Linked DNA regions of Homo sapiens: region 1 is linked to region 2. Evidence: read pairs that join two places in POLR2A ChIA-PET (ENCODE). Cell type or tissue: Panc1. All regions are shown on one strand. Each heading gives the region's core, and the rest is flanking DNA. Links, peaks and the distances in the headings are about the cores only.

Evidence for each region. ChIA-PET counts read pairs that join two places held together with the same protein. Peaks named below come from ENCODE experiments on the same cell type or tissue, not always from the same donor. Only the 100,000 strongest peaks of a DNase experiment are listed, where the experiment ranks them.
Region 1: POLR2A ChIA-PET joins it to region 2 with 15 read pairs; 2 of 35 experiments call an interaction of 5 or more read pairs at or near these places.

What each region holds. Positions count from the first base shown.
Region 1 is chr17:16,271,533-16,280,848 of GRCh38, forward strand. The region is part of intron 2 of PIGL (phosphatidylinositol glycan anchor biosynthesis class L); the gene reads left to right. Among named protein-coding and RNA genes, the nearest start is that of MIR1288, 5.8 kb to the right of the region's middle. In Panc1, for the core only: no CTCF peak of the experiment used is centred there; DNase peaks (open chromatin) are centred at 2,289 and 2,539.
Region 2 is chr17:16,103,098-16,111,097 of GRCh38, forward strand. It overlaps NCOR1 (nuclear receptor corepressor 1), which reads right to left. Exons shown (of 46, transcript NM_006311.4): 19 at 5,689-5,815. Among named protein-coding and RNA genes, the nearest start is that of SNORD163, 46 kb to the right of the region's middle. In Panc1, for the core only: no CTCF peak of the experiment used is centred there; a DNase peak (open chromatin) is centred at 3,624.

The sequences.
Region 1 (9,316 bases), core at 494-8,493, 170 kb after region 2:
ACACTTTTTTTTTTTTTGAGATGGAGTTTTGCTCTGTCGCCCATGCTGGAGTGCAGTGGTGCAATCTTGGCTTACCGCAACCTCCACCTCCTGGGTTCAAGCAATTCTTCTGCCTCAGCCTCCTGAGTAGCTGGGACTACAGGCGCACACCACCACACCCAGCTAATTTTTGTATTTTTAGTAGAGATGGGGTTTCACCATATTGGCCAGGCTGGTCTCAAACTCCTGACCTCATGGTCTGCCCGCCTCAGCCTCCCAAAGTGCTGGGATTACAGGCGTGAACCACTGTGCCCGGCCAGAACATAATTATACTAAAAAATTATTCACTTGTTTATCTGAAATTCAAATTTTATTTTATTTTATTTTCATTATTTTTTGAGACATAGTTTCCTCTGTCTCCCAGGCTGGTTTCAAACTCCTGGCCTCAAGCAATCTTCCCACCTTGGCCCCCGCAAAGCACTGTGATTATAAGTATGAGCCTCCATCCATGCCCAGCTTAAAATCAAATTTTAACTGGCATCTGCTATTGGCAACCCTAACCCCAAAGCCATTGCTTTTTATCCCATTTTGTGAAAGTCAGTGTCACTATTTCCCTACTGTGAGCTTGCTTATTTCTGCCTTTTATCCTTAGCCTGAAACAAGTTGTGAATATCAAATTTCCACTCACTCCATTGCTTTACCTATGAAATAAATTCCCAGAACTTAGAATAGTTAACAGCAATCTGTTTCCTAGAACTAGCTGCCAGGACTACACCTGGACATCTGTTATTTACAGCCTCATTATTGACATTTTGTCAATAGTTCTGACCTATGCCATGTAATCTGTTATAGTCATAGCATGCCTTCCTGGAAATTTTCATTTGCCTCTATTCCTATTGTATTATTTGGGTTCTTTCCATATTTGTTTGTTCAAGATTCTCTCATCATTAAAAACAAATAAACAAAAACCTCTACTTAACCCTCCTCATCCCATTACTGCTCTACTTCTCTTCCTTCATAACCAAGTATTATCTACATGCATTGTCTTCACATCCTGTTATTAATTCCCCAATGCATTAAATTCTGGCTCATCGTCCTACTACTTCTCGCTGCCATTGAAGCTCCTCTTTCCAGAGTCACTGGTTACTTCCTATTTGTGAAATCAGTAGGAAGCTTTTCAGTCCCAGTCCTACTGGACCTCTCAGCAGCTCTGGCCAATGCTGACCACTCCCCCAATCCAGAAACCACTCTTGGCTTCTGTAACAGTCCCTGGCTCCAGCTGTCCTCCTACCTCCTTACTTCCCTGGCCACTTGGGTCGGTCACCTTCAGCCATTCTTGTCATCTGCCTGGTCCTCTATGATTCTCAGTGTTCGATGCACACTCTGTAGTTGTGATTGAGGTATTTACAAAAAACTGGTGCCCCACTGAGCCAGGTTCACGTGGAAGTTGGGATGAAACAGGATTCTGAGAGGACATGGGAGGAACATGGGTTTCACTTTGTTTCTTTATTAATCTTTGAAATGTGTTTGTTTATTCATTTAGCACTCATTTTTTGAGCATATACTATATCTCAAATATCAGGTCCTAGGAGTACAAAATGGCAAGTCAAGTCCTTGCCCTCAAGGAGCTTGCAGTCTAGGAAAAGCCAACAAACCAACTAATGATGTGAGGACAGCACACAAAGGTACCATGGACTCAGATGCAGGAGCCAGGAAAGACACTAGAGACAGGTTGCCTGTGATCTGAGCTTTAAGAGACAAGTAGGAATTAGCCAGGTGCATTCCATATGAGTTCTTCCAGATAGCTGGAGTCCACATGCCTGAGGGAATATGACAGAAGATCAAGTGAGGGAGCCAGGCAAATGCCAGATCACAAAGACCATGTGTCAGGTGAAGGTTATGGAATTGAAATGTCTTAAAACTATAAGGAGCTTTGAAGTACGTCAAAATGGGCAATAAATTGATCTGATTTTCATTTTAGAAAGACTTCTTTTGACAACACTGTGGAAAGCAGCTTGGGAAGGGGGCTCCAGACTTGGTGCAGTGGAACCAATAGGTATGGTCACGTGAGAAATCAGAGTCAGAAAAAAAAGCAGTGGCAGGGGAAATTGAGAGGAGATAGTTTCTAGTGCTGCTACAGAGGTAGCTATTCTAAGGCTTGATGACCAATTGGTTGTCAAAGATAAGAGGGAGGAAAAAAAACAAAGGGTCTCCCAGATGTGTGCATTTAGTGACTGCATAATGCATCACCTCCACTAAATGATTCATCTGTTCTTCATCCCTGTTAGTCTGGACACCAAAAATATCACTCTGCCTAAAGGGGGGAAACATTTCTTTGAGGGAAAACCCTTTTGCCCTATAGCTAAACTAAGCCATTGGAAACTTTTTAGGGCAGAAATGTCAGAGGCATGAACAGGGCTTCTGGAGGAGGGTGAGGTCTCCAGGTTCTCCTGGCTAGTGAAGAGGCTCATGTTCTCATTAGCAAACTGATGGCCTCCATCGATGGCCGTGATACTCACAGGGCGTGGTTCAAAGCCCCAGATCATCAGGGCTTCTAGAGTCTACTTAATCAGGACAGGCATTTATTTAAAGTGCTCTGAAGCTAACTGTCACAAATAGGGAACCTTAGTACTGGTCAGTTGGGAACCAAGGTTATTACCAAGAAGATAGTGTCAGGTGTCAAGTGTGGAAGTCAGGACAAGGCCAGATGTAGGAGATAAGAGTGAAACCAGACGTGAGAAGGTTGGAGCGTGTAAAGGAAATGGGTCACAGGACAAGCAGTTCAGACCTGAGGCCAAGAAGAGGAAGGCAAGAGTTCTCTTGCGGATCTCAGCTAGAAAACATTGCTGTAGAACATAGGTCACTTTGTTTGTTTGTTTATTTATTTATTTATTTTAAGCAAAAGCAAGTTTATTAAGGAAGTAAAGGAGGCCGGGTGCGGTGACTCACACCTGTAATCCCAGCACTTTGGGAGGCCGAGGCGGGTGGATCACCTGAGGTCAGGAGTTCGAGATCAGCCTGGCCAACATGGTGAAACCTCGTCTCTACTAAAAATACTAAAATTAGCCGGGCGTGGTGGCAGCCACCTGTAATCTCAGCTACTTGGGAGGCTGAGGCAGGAGAATCGCTTGAACCCGGGAGGCAGAGGTTGCATTGAGCTGAGATAGCCCCATGGCACTCTAGCCTGGGGGACAAGAGCAAGACTACGTCTCAAAAAAAAAAAGAAAGTAAAGGGATAGGCCGGGCACTATGGCTCACTCCTGTAATATCAGCGTTTTAGGAGGCCGAGGGGGGCGGATCACCTAAGGTCAGGAGTTTGAGACCAGCCTGGCCAACATGGCAAAACCCCGTCTCTACTAAATATACAAAAATTAGCCGAGTGTGGTGGCTTGCGCCTGTAATCCTAGCTACTCAGGAGGCTGGGGCAGGAGAATGGCTGGAACCCGGGAGGCAGAGGCTGCAGTGAGCTGAGATCACACCACTGCACCCCAGCCTGGGCAACAGAGCAAGACTCCGTCTCAAAAAAAAAAAAAGAAAAGAAAGAAAGTAAAGGAATAAAGAATGGCTGTTCCACCGGCCAGCAAAGTGGGATGCTCCACTAAGGACACTTACAGTCATTTTCTGATTATACTCTAAACAAGGGCTGGCTTATTGAGTTTTCTGGGAAAGAGGTGGGCAATTCCCAGAACTGAGGGTTCCTCCCATTTTAGACCATAGAGCGTAACTTCCTGACGTTGCTATGGCATTTGTAAACTGTCAGTGGCACTGGTGGGAGTGTCTTTTAGCATGCTGATGCATTATAATTAGCGTATAATGAGCAATGAGAACCACCAGAGGTCACTTTCATTGCCATCTTGGTTTTGGTGGGATTTTGGTGGGATTTTTATTGCAGGTTGTTTTATCAGTAAGGTCTTTATGACGTGTATTTTGTGCTGACCTCCTATCTCATCCTATAAGTAAGAATGCTAACCTCCTGGGAATGCAACCCAGTAGGTCTCTGCCTTATTTTAGCCAGCCCCTATTCAAGATGGAATTGCTGTGGTTCAAATGCCTCTGACATATTTCACCCCTTCCTTTTATAAGAGAACCCTTAATCCTAAGGGCTGTAGAGGGATGAAGATCCATCTTCTGTGACTTCTTCAGGCTGAATAGGGGCAATGATATTACTGCCTATTAGGGTCTCTTGTATTTGGGGTAGAGAGGAGCTCTGTCAGAAAGTGTCAGTATGGAGGCTGGGTGCAGTGGCTTACACCTATAATCCCAGTGCTTTGGGAGGCCAAGGCAGGCAGATCACTTGACATCAGGAGCTCAAGACCAGCCTGGGCAACATGGTGAAACCCTGTCTCTACTACAAATATAAAAATTAGCCAGGTGTGGTGGTGGGTGCCTGTAATCACAGCTACTCAAGAGGCTGCGGCAGGAGAATCATTTGAACCCAGGAGGTGGAGTTTGCAGTGAGCCGAGATCAGGCCACTGCACTCCAGTCTGGGTGACAGAGTGAGACTCTGTCTCAAAAAAAGAGAAAGAAAGCGTCATTATGGTGAGGGCCATTTATAACTCTGACAAAAGGTGATATCTGAAAGATTAATAAGTGTTCAATTTAAGAAAACATTCAGTAAGCTTATCCTGCATTCCTACACAAAGAGTACAACAGCAACACATTCCACAATGGTAAAGCAAAATAAGTAAAATTATTCAAAGTAAACTAAATAAGAAGTCTTTCCATGAACTGGGCAATTGTTGAAACCAAGTTGATATGGGGTCACTAGCTTATTCCAATATGTGCCCAGAATTAGAATATTGATCCAGATTTTTACATTATCTATCCCTCTTGTTTCTTCTAAGTAGCAGCCAGAGATCACTGGTTGGTTCTCAGGAATAAGCAGTCAGTTTAAATTGCAGAAAAAAAACTTAAAAACTACTGATAAGACTAGACTCTGGCCGGGTGTGGTGGCTCACACCTATAATCCCAGCACTTTGGGAGGCCAAGGCGGGTGGATCACCTGAGGTCAAGAGTTTGAGACCAGCCTAGCCAACATGGCGAAACTCTGTCTCTATGAAAAGTACAAAAATTAACTGGGCAGGCGTGGTGGCGGGCACCTGTAATCCCAGATACTCAGGAGGCTGAGGCAGGAGAATCACTTGAACCTGGGAGGTGGAGGTTGCAGTAAGGCACAATTGTGCCACTGCACTCCAGCCTGGGTGACAAGAGTGAGACTCCATCTCAAAAAATAAAATAAAATAAAATGACTAGACTCTGATAACATGCGTACCATAGTTTTTGAAACATAACGTTTTTCTCTCCAGTCTCCCATTTTTACTAAAGACAAATCATGGTAACTGATTTGCTTTGTTATACTTGGCCTCATTATTTGTATAAAGTGCAGCAACAATAATTATTTTTCACATAGGCTTTTAAAATCAGCTTTGATGGAATTTTGTTCCTTAGAAGGAATCTCAGATAAGACTTTTTTAAAGCTGAGCCCAGCCATGGGTCTGTACCCTCAAATATCTATATGAGTTGGGTAAATTTCTCTCTTCTTGAGATCCCAAGATAACTTGGGGCTCCTGGACTTGTCATAAAGTGACATTCTTTACTTACCACAGGTCAAGAACCCTGTACAGGGACTACGTAGACAATGTATGAGGCCAGTTTTCCTAAGGGGCTTTTATTGGCACTGTAAGTCAAGTTTGATTCCTTAAAGGAAAGAGTGTCATTCCAGTCAAAGCCTTGGTGAAAAAAAAGTTTCTCCAATTGTGTTCTGATACAAAAGAAAACATTCTTATTGCATTTATGCAAATAATTATATTGCCATAAGTTAAAAATGCTCACAAATGGTTTCTGAATTTTGGAGAAATTGGGCAGAGAGAAACAAATATGCTTCAAATTTTGTTCACAGGAGTATACTTTACTCAATTGTTAAAAGCTGTTAATAGCTCAAAAGAAAAATTTCCTTGGCTCTGAAAAACAAAAGAAAGGATCAGCAACGTTTTAAGCCAAAAGTTAAAAAAAGATTGCTTCAGTCTTCTGTTAGGTCAATCCATGCAGTTAACTCCTGTTTTGCTTGATATTCATGAACATTTCAGCTCTTCATGAGTCCTGAAAGTTTTTTCCTCTATTTTAATGTCACAATTTACAAAGTTATTAGAAACCTACATTCAATAACACCTGTTAGAGTTCTATAATTGATTATAAAACCACCTTCTAAAGAGGACAAAGACAAGACAACAATTGTCCGTGGGTGACAAAACACCTTAGGATAGCCTCTATTAAAGCCACAGTTGACTAAGAATTTTGGTTACTTCTGTGGCATACAACAATTTTTACATAACAATTATAATGATTAACAACATACACTAAGTCATATCAGAATTGTAGGAGTTTCCTGTGATTTTGGAACATATACCAATAACATATTTATACAAATACAGCCCAAAGAAAGCCAAGCGCCATTTCATATTTGACAGTGCTTCCTGTATGATTTTTATACCAAACAAGCCAAACTTCACCATTGAATTAGTGCATTATTGATGTCAAACTCAATTCTTTTTTTTTTTTTTTGAGACAGAATCTCACTCTTTTGCTCAGGCTGGAATGCAGTGACGTGATCCCAGCTCACCGCAACCTCTGCCTCCCAGGTTCAAGCAATTCTTCTGCCTCAGTCTACCGAGTAACTGGGATTACAAGTGTGAGCCACCACGCCTGGCTAATTTTTGTATTTTTAGTAGAAACAGGGTTTCGCCATGTTGGCCAGGCACAGGGACCTCAACAGCACATGCCAGTGAGGATGGGTCTCAAACTCCTGAACTCAGGTGATCCACCTGCCTTGGCCTCCCAAAGTGCTGGGATTACAAGCATGAGCCACTGTGCCCAGGATCAAACCCGATTCTTAATAAAACTTTATAGATAAATCTATCCAATTTTAATGTCTGACCATAAGGTAAGGTTCTTATAAACCTCTTAAAACCCTTTACAATTTTTGTTAAAGAGCAGATTAGTGTTCTAAGAAAACTCTGTTGTGCTTTTATTCCAGTCTTCAATTTATGGATAAACTGAATAATACCCCTTTAATTTTAGCTAATATGTTCACACACAGAATTTCTTTTACAAGATTAATTTTTCACAAACCTTCCACAACTTGTTCAAACTTCAACTTTTTCCTATCTAACCTAAAACAATCCTTTAACCCTTAAATCTAGGCAAAAAAAAAAAATCCACATTCACATGCCTTTTTATAATCTTTTACCAAAAACACATTTCACTTTCCTTGCATGTAAAACTGATTTACTTAAGTCTCATGAACTAAAAGGCATTTATACTTTTTACTTTTCTGACAATATTTGATTTAAGCACCTATTATTTTTAAACCAGTTAATCAAAATGCTTTCATATCACACACACAACCCATATAAATACACAGACAGGCAGAATAATATTCAGTAGTTGTTAAGATTTTTCATTTGCCAGTTTCTTAAATGGATTATGGGTTTCAGGGTAGAGCGCTTGGAGGAACAGGCCCAGGAAAGCACACAGTTTCTAGGGCATCATAAGCAGGTACAGCCAAAGTTGGCCAATTGGTGCTGCAGTCTATTTCCTTTGGGCCAGAGTTTCCTCAGTATTGTCCCTTCAGGGTTCACCTGGAAGATGTTACCGGGAAGGAGTCCCAATCCAGACCCCAAGAGGGAGTTCTTGGATCTTGCCCAAGAAAGAATTCAAGGCAAATCCAAAGAGTAAAGTGAAAGCAAGTTTATTAAGTAAAGGAAACAAAAGAATGGCAACTCCATAGGCAGAGCAGCCGGTCACTTTAAATTCATTTCTACAACCTAATTTTTGACATATTTTAGATGCCAGTTCATTTACTGTAAGGCATAAGATTAGACTTGTTGGCATCAAAGGACTGTGACTTCTAAATGAATGCATATAATAAAGAGATATTTTGCCTGCAAGGCCAATGAGACCCACTTAGGATGGTCTTAGGCTCAGCATTATCCTTGAACAGATTTATGCATATTTCTAACTTTTAAATTTTCATTTACATTTGTTTATTTTATTATACTTCCCAAGAGAAGATTTTCTATAGAAGTTTTATTAAATTCTTCCTATTGTACCTAAACTCTGTCCCCATTGTCCTTCTCTTGCTCCAGATTGTCATATCTCAGACTGATGTGTCTATCAGAGGCACAGGGACCTCAACAGCACACGCCAGTGAGTCAGTCATCAGATTATAGTAGCCTGGGAATGGGGTGAATACAGGCTTGAAGTGGACTAGTATCTATTTCCAAGGAGGCCCAATCTATTGGGTAAGCCATTGCAGCAAGTGTTTCTAGCTAACAAGATGGTCAGAGTCAGGCAGGGGGGCCTTGCTGTGATTCTGGGTTGACCTTGTTTGGAGCTAGATGACTATAGCCAGCATCTAGGAGAGAAAACTGGTTCAAGTCACTAGGCTTGGAAATGTCATCTTGCCAGACCCTCTTATGGTCTTGACTAACTGGGCTGGGTTTATTACCAGTAGAGGAACAGACAACTACATCAGGGCAGAAGCCCAGGCACATGGACATGGAAAAACATATGCATCACTGAGGAAGAGCCTAGAGCTTGATGTACACACAGATGCTTGAGGTTCACCCTGGTCCATTGGATACTGGGTCTAAAATATGTTTTCACATTGGTAATTCTAGGCCTTATCTGCTCCTGGGGGCAGAGGTCCCACCAAATGGTGCCTGCATGGGTCCATACTGACTGTACTTGAGAGAGGCTAAGGGTCCTATAAGACTGGAGAAAGAGGGTTGATGGAAATAGATTAGCCTTGATTGCCTGGAGAATGCCAGCTGGTTTTCAGCCCCCAATACTTTGGAGCAGAATTAGTTAACTTTGAGTGATGGGTGGATCTTTCTTTTCTTCTAATTTAACTTGCTGTTCATGTTTAGCTTACATACAGTATTGGGTCATTTTTTGCATAACTTTTTTTTATTTCTAACAGACTTTATTTTTTAGAGCAGTTTTAAGTTCACAGCAAAATTGAGCAGAAGTTATAGCCCTTGCCCCACGCATGCACAGCCTCTCTGGTTATCAGCATCCCCAACCCAAATGGTACATTTGTTACACTTGATTAGCCCACATTGATTGACACATAGTTATCACCTGGAATCCATAATTTACATTAGGCATTAGGGTTCACTCAGTGTTTTTTTTGTTTTGTTTTGTTTTGTTTGAGATAGAGTCTCGCTCTGTCACCCAGGCTGGAGTGCAGTGGCACGATCTTGGCTCACTGCAACCTCTATCTCCCGGGTTCAACCAATTCTCTGCCTCAGCCTCCTGAGTAGCTGGGATTACAGA
Region 2 (8,000 bases), core at 1-8,000:
CTTTACCTAGATATATCAAAGGCAGCACAAATTCAGTATGTCCTGTACTAGAGTTGTAATAACCACTCGCAAATCAGATTCTTTTCTAGGGTTTACTATCCAATTAAACAAAACAGAGACCAAGAAGTCATCTTTTAAACCCTCTTCTCATTTACCCCATATCCAGCCTTGACAAGGCTCACTGATTTTCTCTCTAAAAATTTCTCTTGAATCTATCCAATCCTGTTCAACTTCACAGCTAGCACTCTAGTCCAAAACCAACTCTCTTCACTCCACTTCAGACCATTCTTTACAACAAAGATAGAGTTGTCTTTTTAAAAGCCAGATTTTACCACAATAACTCACTCTCTCACTCTCATAACTTTTCAGTGGACCCCCATTACTATTAGGATAAAGTCCCAAAATTGCTGGTATGATCTGCAAGGCCTTGCCCAGTGGGCCCCCTCCAGCCTCTCCAGCTTGCACACAGCTCTCTGAATTCAAGTCACACTGGCCTTTATTTAGTTTGTTCAATGCCTCATGCATCTTCTACCACAGAGACTTTGTACATGCCATTCACCTTTACTGAAAGGCTCTTTCACCTACTTTTCCTTTGGTGATCAACTCAAACATCACATGCTTAAAAAGCCTTCTATGGGCTGGGCGCACTGGCTCACGCCTGTAATCCCAGCACTTTGGGAGGCCGAGGTGGATGGATCACCTGAGGTGAGGAGTTTGAGACCATCCTGACCGACATAGTGAAACCCCGTCTCTACTAAAAATACAAAATTAGCCACATGTGGCATGCCTGTGCTCCCAGCTACTTGGGAGGCTGAAGTAGGAGAATCGCTTGAATCCGGGAAGTGGAGGTTGTGGTGAGCCGAGATCATGCCAGCCTGGGCAACAAGAGTGAAACTCTGTACCCCCACCCCCCCAAAAAAGCCTTCCATGGTTTCCTTAACAAAGTTATATTTTGCTAATATAGTTCTGATACCACATGTACTAGTTACAGTTACAATCTTACATTTATTTACTAGAATGATTTCTGGCTATTTCTTCCACTAGGCTATAAACTCCATGAAGACAGAGATCATTTATTTTGATTATCACTTAAGTACTAGCCTGGTACACAGTAGACTCAAATACTGGCTGGATTATAAAGTACATGAATGGTTGTGAAAACCTAAGTAACCGTCTGGGAAAAAAAAATATTTTTTAATTGTATATAATAGACAGCAATATAAAAAAAACTTCTACAAATTCATCCTTTCAAATATGATGAAGTGTCAACTATGTATGTGCAGGGAGCTGTCTGAGGTACCACGGACACAGCAATTTAAGAAAACCTAAGCAGATGCTCTCATGGAGCCCATATTCTAGCGTGAAATAGACAACAGTAAATATGTGATATAGGCTGAGAGTGGTGGCTCACGCCTATAATCCCAGCACTTTGGGAAGTTAAGGCAGGAAGAATGCCTGAGGCCAGGAGTTCAAGACCAGCTTGGGCCACATAGTAAGACCTCATCTCTACAAAAAAATTAAAAAATTAGCTAGTCATGGTGGCGTACACCAGTAATCCCAGCTATTGGGAGGCTGAGGCAAGAGAATCACTTGAGCCCAAGAGGTCAAGGCTTGCAGTGAGCTGTGTTCACGCTGGTACACTTCAGCGCTGGGTTAACAGAGTGAGACCCTGTCTCAAAAAAACAAAAGAAGTGATATATCAGGTGGTGATCAGTGCAGTGACTAAACGACAAAACTGAGAAAGAAGTGGGTGAGGAGGTATTATAGAAAAAAGTGATATCTGAACAGAGGACTCAAGGAAATGAGAGAATGAGCCCTAGGCACATGGTGGGGAAGAGCATCCCAGGTAGAGGGATTAGAAAGCACAAAGGCTCCTGAAGTCGGGGTTGGTTTGCCCAGGAACAGCAAAGAGGACAGTGTGGTTGGAGCAGAGGGGGCCAACAAAAAAGCAGCTGGCAGAAAGTTCACAGAGGTACAAAGGTCAGTTCATGCAGAGCCTCATAAATTGCAGTAAGGCCTTGGGTCTTTATTTTTACTGAGATGGGAAAGTATTACAGAATTTGGACTAGAGAAGAAACATGATTTGATTCACATTTTGGAAGAATTACTTGGGCTGCTGTGGAAGAAAAAACAGAATGGACCTTGTCTCTACACAAAATAAAAAAGTACATTAGTCAGGTGTGGTGGTACACGCCTATGGTCCCAGATACTTGGGGGGATGAGGTGGGAAAATCGCTTGAGCCTGGGAGTTTGAGGCTGCAGTGAGCCACGATCGAGCCACTGCACTCCAGCCTAGGTGACACAGCGAGACCTCATCTCTAAAAATAAATAAAAAGAATGGAACAAAAAGAAGCAAGAGACTAATCAAAAAACTACTGCAATGAGGGCTCCTCAGAAGCAGGGTAGGAGCAATGGAGACAAGGATCCAATTCTAAAGAGACTAAAGAAAACCTAATTTATTGATATAGTGAAAGACCAGAGGGAAAAGCAGCTTGTGGTGGTAGAGACACATGAGTTTGCTTTGGCTGTTAACAACAAGATGGCTCTTAGGCATCCAAATGGAAATACTGTAGGTGATCAAATATATGAGCCTGGAGTTCACATGAGAGTTCAAGTCTCCAAAAAACAAACAAACAAACAAACAAACAAACAAAGACAGACAAGCAAATAATTCAGAAGAGTACCTCACATGTAGTAAGGTTTTAATATATGGCAGCCATGGCCAGGCGCGGTGGCTCATGCCTGTAATCCCAGCACTTTGGAAGGCCAAGGCAGGCGGAACACCTGAGGTCAGGAGTTCGAGACAAGCCTGACCAACGTAGCGAAACCCCATCTCTACTAAAAGTACAAAAATTAGCTGGGCGTGGTGGCAAGTGCCTATAATCCCAGCTACTCGGGAGGCTGAGGCAGGGGAATTGCTTGAACCCGGGAAGCAGAGGTTACAGTGAGCTGAGATTGCAACACTGCACTCCAGCCTGGGCAACAAGCGCGAGACTCCATCTCTAAAACAAACAAACAAACCAACAAACAAAAACGGCAGCCATTATCATTACTGAAAGATCCTACCAAAGCATTGAAAAGCTAACAAAAAGCCCAACTTAACCTTCATTTCTGTTTATATAGTGGTAGAAAGCCCCAAATCCAAGGGCAAACTAACAAGGCATTTATCTTCAAAATATTAGAAGACATGTTAGTGGTTATACAGCAGATGATATCATTTGACATAAGCACTTTTCCAATTTTCTTCTTCCAAGCCACAAAAGAGTAGGAAGGTTTCCAAGGCATAATGTTTCACCAAGCAGTAGCCAAACATGAGTATCTTTTTTTTTCCTAAAAATACAAAAAAAAACCTTAAAGAATGATGTAGAAAAAGAGAACAAGAGCAAATCCAAATTTTGGTGAAGTTTGGTCTGATTTAATTCTTCTAATCATGAAAGATACTCAAACACTCAGATGTGTTTTAGGAAAACAGATAGAGGAACCCTCCCTTCAGCAGCTGCCTTCGTTCTTCAATTGGCAAGAGACTTGCCACACAATAAACAGTGCATCTGTGCTGTCTCATTGAGATTAGGAATAAGTATGAGATCACAGGTCACATGAGCTGCATTTATGTTCTCTTCTTGACACTTTCCAAATGAAGCTAAGTCAACAGGAAGAGAGAGCCTACAATTCTACTGGGAAAATCATTTCCTCTTAATAGGAAACTCTTCTAGATGATTGAGCAGATGTGATGGTGCCACCCTACACTTGATCAGACATATATATATATATATATATATATATATATTTTTTTTTTTTTTTTTTTTTTTTTTTTTGAGACAGTCTCGCTCTGTCGCCCAGGCTGGAGTGCAGTGGCGTGATCTCAGCTCACTGCAAGCTCCGCCTCCCAGGTTCACACCATTCTCCTGCCTCAGCCTCCCGAGTAGCTGGGACTACAGGCGCCCGCCACCATGCCCGGCTAACTTTTTTTTGTATTTTTAGTAGAGACGGGGTTTCACCGTGTTAGCCAGGATGGTCTCAATCTCCTGACATCGTGTTCCGCCCTCCTGGGCCTCCCCAAGTGTTGGGGTTACAGGCATGAGCCACTGCGCCCGGCCCAGATAGACATATTAATACCAGACTTGGGCTTTGTTATGGACTGCATTGTGCCCCTCCCCACCAAAATTCTTCTGTTGGAGCCCTACCCCCCAATGTAACTGTATTTGAAGACGAGGCCTTTAAGGAGATGACTAAGGTTAAATGAGATTATAACAGTGGGCTCTAATCCAGTAGGAGTTGTCTTCATATGAGGAAGAGACACCAGGAGTGCGCACACCCAAAGGAAAGGCCATGTAAGGACAAAGTAACAAGGCGGTTAGCCATCTGCAAGCCACAAAGACAGCCCTCATCAGAAAGCAACTGTGCCAGCACCTTGACCTTGCACGTACAGCCTCCAGAACCGTGAGAAAATTAATTTCAGTTGCTGCAGCCACCCAATCTGTGGTATTTTGTTATGGCAGCCCAAGGAGATTTATTAACCTCCAGCCTTCATTAACATTTATAACCCCAGGGAATACTAGCCACCAGAAACAAACCCATTAAAACCAAGAGACTCTGACAACCTCTCTAGAAGTGCCATTAACACACCAAACTACCTTCCCTGTTTGCAGCACTCTTACCCTACCCTCGGGTGGGACTTCTCTAATACTCTCTCTACTCTTGTAAAGATGACCTCATTTTTCACAAACCCTCCCAAAAACAAGTTTAAGGTTAGGGGTTGTTCAAAGCCAAAACCCATTTCAATACAAGTTTAAGTTTAAAAGACAACAAGAATAATCTATAGGAAAAAAAAAACATGGAATCTAATATTACTAAACCTGGAGGATGTACAACTTTTAAAGCTTATACAAAATAAAGACCCTACACAGAAAAGAGATACAACTCTAATTACACAAACTTTAAACAAAAGTAATTGAAAAGGAAAACAAAAAGAAAATGATGGAAAAAATTATCTGCATATACAAAACATGAACATGTTTAATTTATAATATATGAAGAGCTACTAAAAGCATTATAAAAATCCCCACATCAGAAGCAATTTCCAAAAAAAAAAAAAAAAAATCCACAGAAACTTTAATCAGAGTGTAAACTGAAATAAATTAGGTATCTTTTTTCTTACCAAAAAAATCAAGAAAACATTTACCTTTCCATGAACTTGTCATTAGTTTAAATGACAAAGATACATTATTTCTTAAATTTCCTTAAGTTTCGTGTTTTTTTTTTCTATCGGTGCTTCTAAGGTCACTAATTCTTTTTACGTAAAAACATTACTACAGTACATATAAATCTCTGTAAAAATATGAAAATAAATCAAACTTAAGCCAATAAAATAAAGAGAAATGTAACCAACTATACTAACTGAACAAATAAATGTGGCAATGACACAGACACACAGGTATTTTATTGATGTTGGCACTTGATGTCTGAAGCAGGACTGCCATTTCCAAGATCTTCTGGACCATCCTAGGTGCTACATAAATATTTGTTGATTAAATGAATAAAAACATTATGTTCAAGTTTGAAGTCTCCACACCATGAAAACACTGGCACACTGTTTCCTCAATGAAGCAACTCCTACACAGTCAAATGACTAAAAATTATTTATTCTGGATAGCAGATGTCACAACTAAATTTAAAATTTTGAGATACCTTCGCTGTCTTCTGGATTTTCTTCTTCATTGGAGGCTTCAATATCTTCATCCTCCTGAGCAGAAACAGTGGAAGCGACACTTTCACATTGAGACACATCTCGCTCTTCACGAGGTTTTCGTGAAGTCTAAAGGAGGAAAGAGTATTATTTGATTTAAATAACTAAAAAGAAAAAAAAATTCATTTCTGAAATAATGTAGAACATTGATAAGCACACACACACACCAGACAAGGAGGTCACATGTTTGACAATAGTTCTGGTTAAAGTGCAGATAAATACCTCTCCATAATCACTAACTGGCCAAATTTTGTGTAGATGGCTCGCCTTTATCAAACTAAGCAAAAGTTACATCTGATCCACTTTTGGAATTACTCACCACTATACATGTATAAAAAGCCAAAAATCACATACCTCCATGCTTTTTACTCACTCCAGATAATGTTATCTAATAAAAACAATATATATATATTTTTTCTAAAGATAATATATACCTTGAAATGTGGAAGACATAACACTACAAAAATCACTGCTCATTATTCCAACAGTAAGAGATCCTAAATATACCGGTACATTTCCTTTCAATCTTTCAGAGGCATATACATGAATATAAATATTTATGTATACATGTAAACACAACCAGGAAAGCCCTATGTAATTACATATTCACTTTTTTAACATAATGTAGCCATGAGCAGAACATATCACTGTTACAAATTCTTCCTAATTATTGTTATTAATGATCCCATGAAAACATTATGTTGACATAATACTGACATATATTATGTTGACATATAATTAAAATTCTCCTATTTTAAGGCATTTTGGTAATTTTCAATTTTTGGTATAAATAATGCTGCAAGAAACTTCCTTCACTAGCATTAAGAATCACGCAATTTTATAAGCAACAACTCATCATTGATATTACTACTGAATTTCTTTTTACCACTCAATTTATTTTTCTTTTTTGAGACAGAATCTTGCTCTGTCACCCAGGCTGGAGTGCAGTGGCAGGATCTCAGCTCACTGGAACCTCCACCTCCTGGGTTCAAGCAATTCTCTGCCTCAGCCTCCCGAATAGTTGGAATTACAAGCACCCGCCACCAGGCCCAGCTAATTTTCATGTTTTTAGTAGAGACGGGGTTTCACCATCTTGGCCAGGCTGGTCTTGAACTCCTGACCTCGTGATCCACCCGCTTTGGCCTCCCAAAGTGCTGGGATTACAGGCGTGAGCCACCGCACCCAGCCAATACCACTCAATTTCTTTTACTATAAAAAAGCACAAATTCAGCTAAGCATAGGAGCTCATGTCTATAATCCCAGCACTTTGGGAGACTGAGGTGGGAGGATCACTTGAACTCAGGAGTTTGAGATTAGCCTGCGCAACAAAGTTGGACACCTGTCCCTACAAAAAATAAAAAAATTAGCTCTGTGTGCTGGTGCTCTCCTGTAGTCCCAGTTACACAGTAGACTGAGCCAGGGAGATCGCTTGAGCCCAAAAGGCTGAATCTGCAGTGAGCTGTGATCATGCCACTGCACTCCAGGCTGGGTGACAGTGAGACTCGTTCAAAAAAAAAACAAAAAACAAAAAAACAAAAATTTTTTTTAATTCCTTTTTAAAAAAAATTGTATGCTCCCTTCTGCAAAGTATGTTTATGCAAAATTGCTCATTCTTCTACTGGGGTCGCATATACGTAAGAGTACATGTGTACACATTTAACTATAAGACGTTAGCTATTTACATTATATTTATAACTTCATGTTACTAAATAGAAGGCTTAATATCTTCTGTGTTTGCAGACCCAGGGTTCTGGAAGTCCCAGCCCTGATGGTCCTCTGTCTTGTGCCCCTTACAGAGCCTACGTTTCACCTCATATGAGCTGTCAGCCTCTCCCAGTGAGACTCCTCAGAAGAGGAAAATATACTACTGCCCTGTTAAAAATTACCCGTACATCTACTCAACATTCTCATGCGGATGATATTTAGGATCCAACTAAAATATTAATTAACTCAAGAGAAACAATCATTTTCTAATATCAGAGTCACAGAATTAGTTGCAATTCTCAAGGCTAATATTTCTAAGTTCATAGCAGGAATGCAAGAGAATCCCAGAGACACACTGGCTACACTTTCTAAAAAGCTTTCAGAAGATTCTGTAAATTTTCAAGGATAATAACTACTTTTAATTTATTTGTTTGTTTTTGAATATGAGGTGTTGCTGTGTTGCCCAGACTGGTCTGGAACATCTGGCCTCAAGCAATCCAGGTGTGACCTACCATGCCCAGCAGATAAATTATTATATGGATTTTTCCAG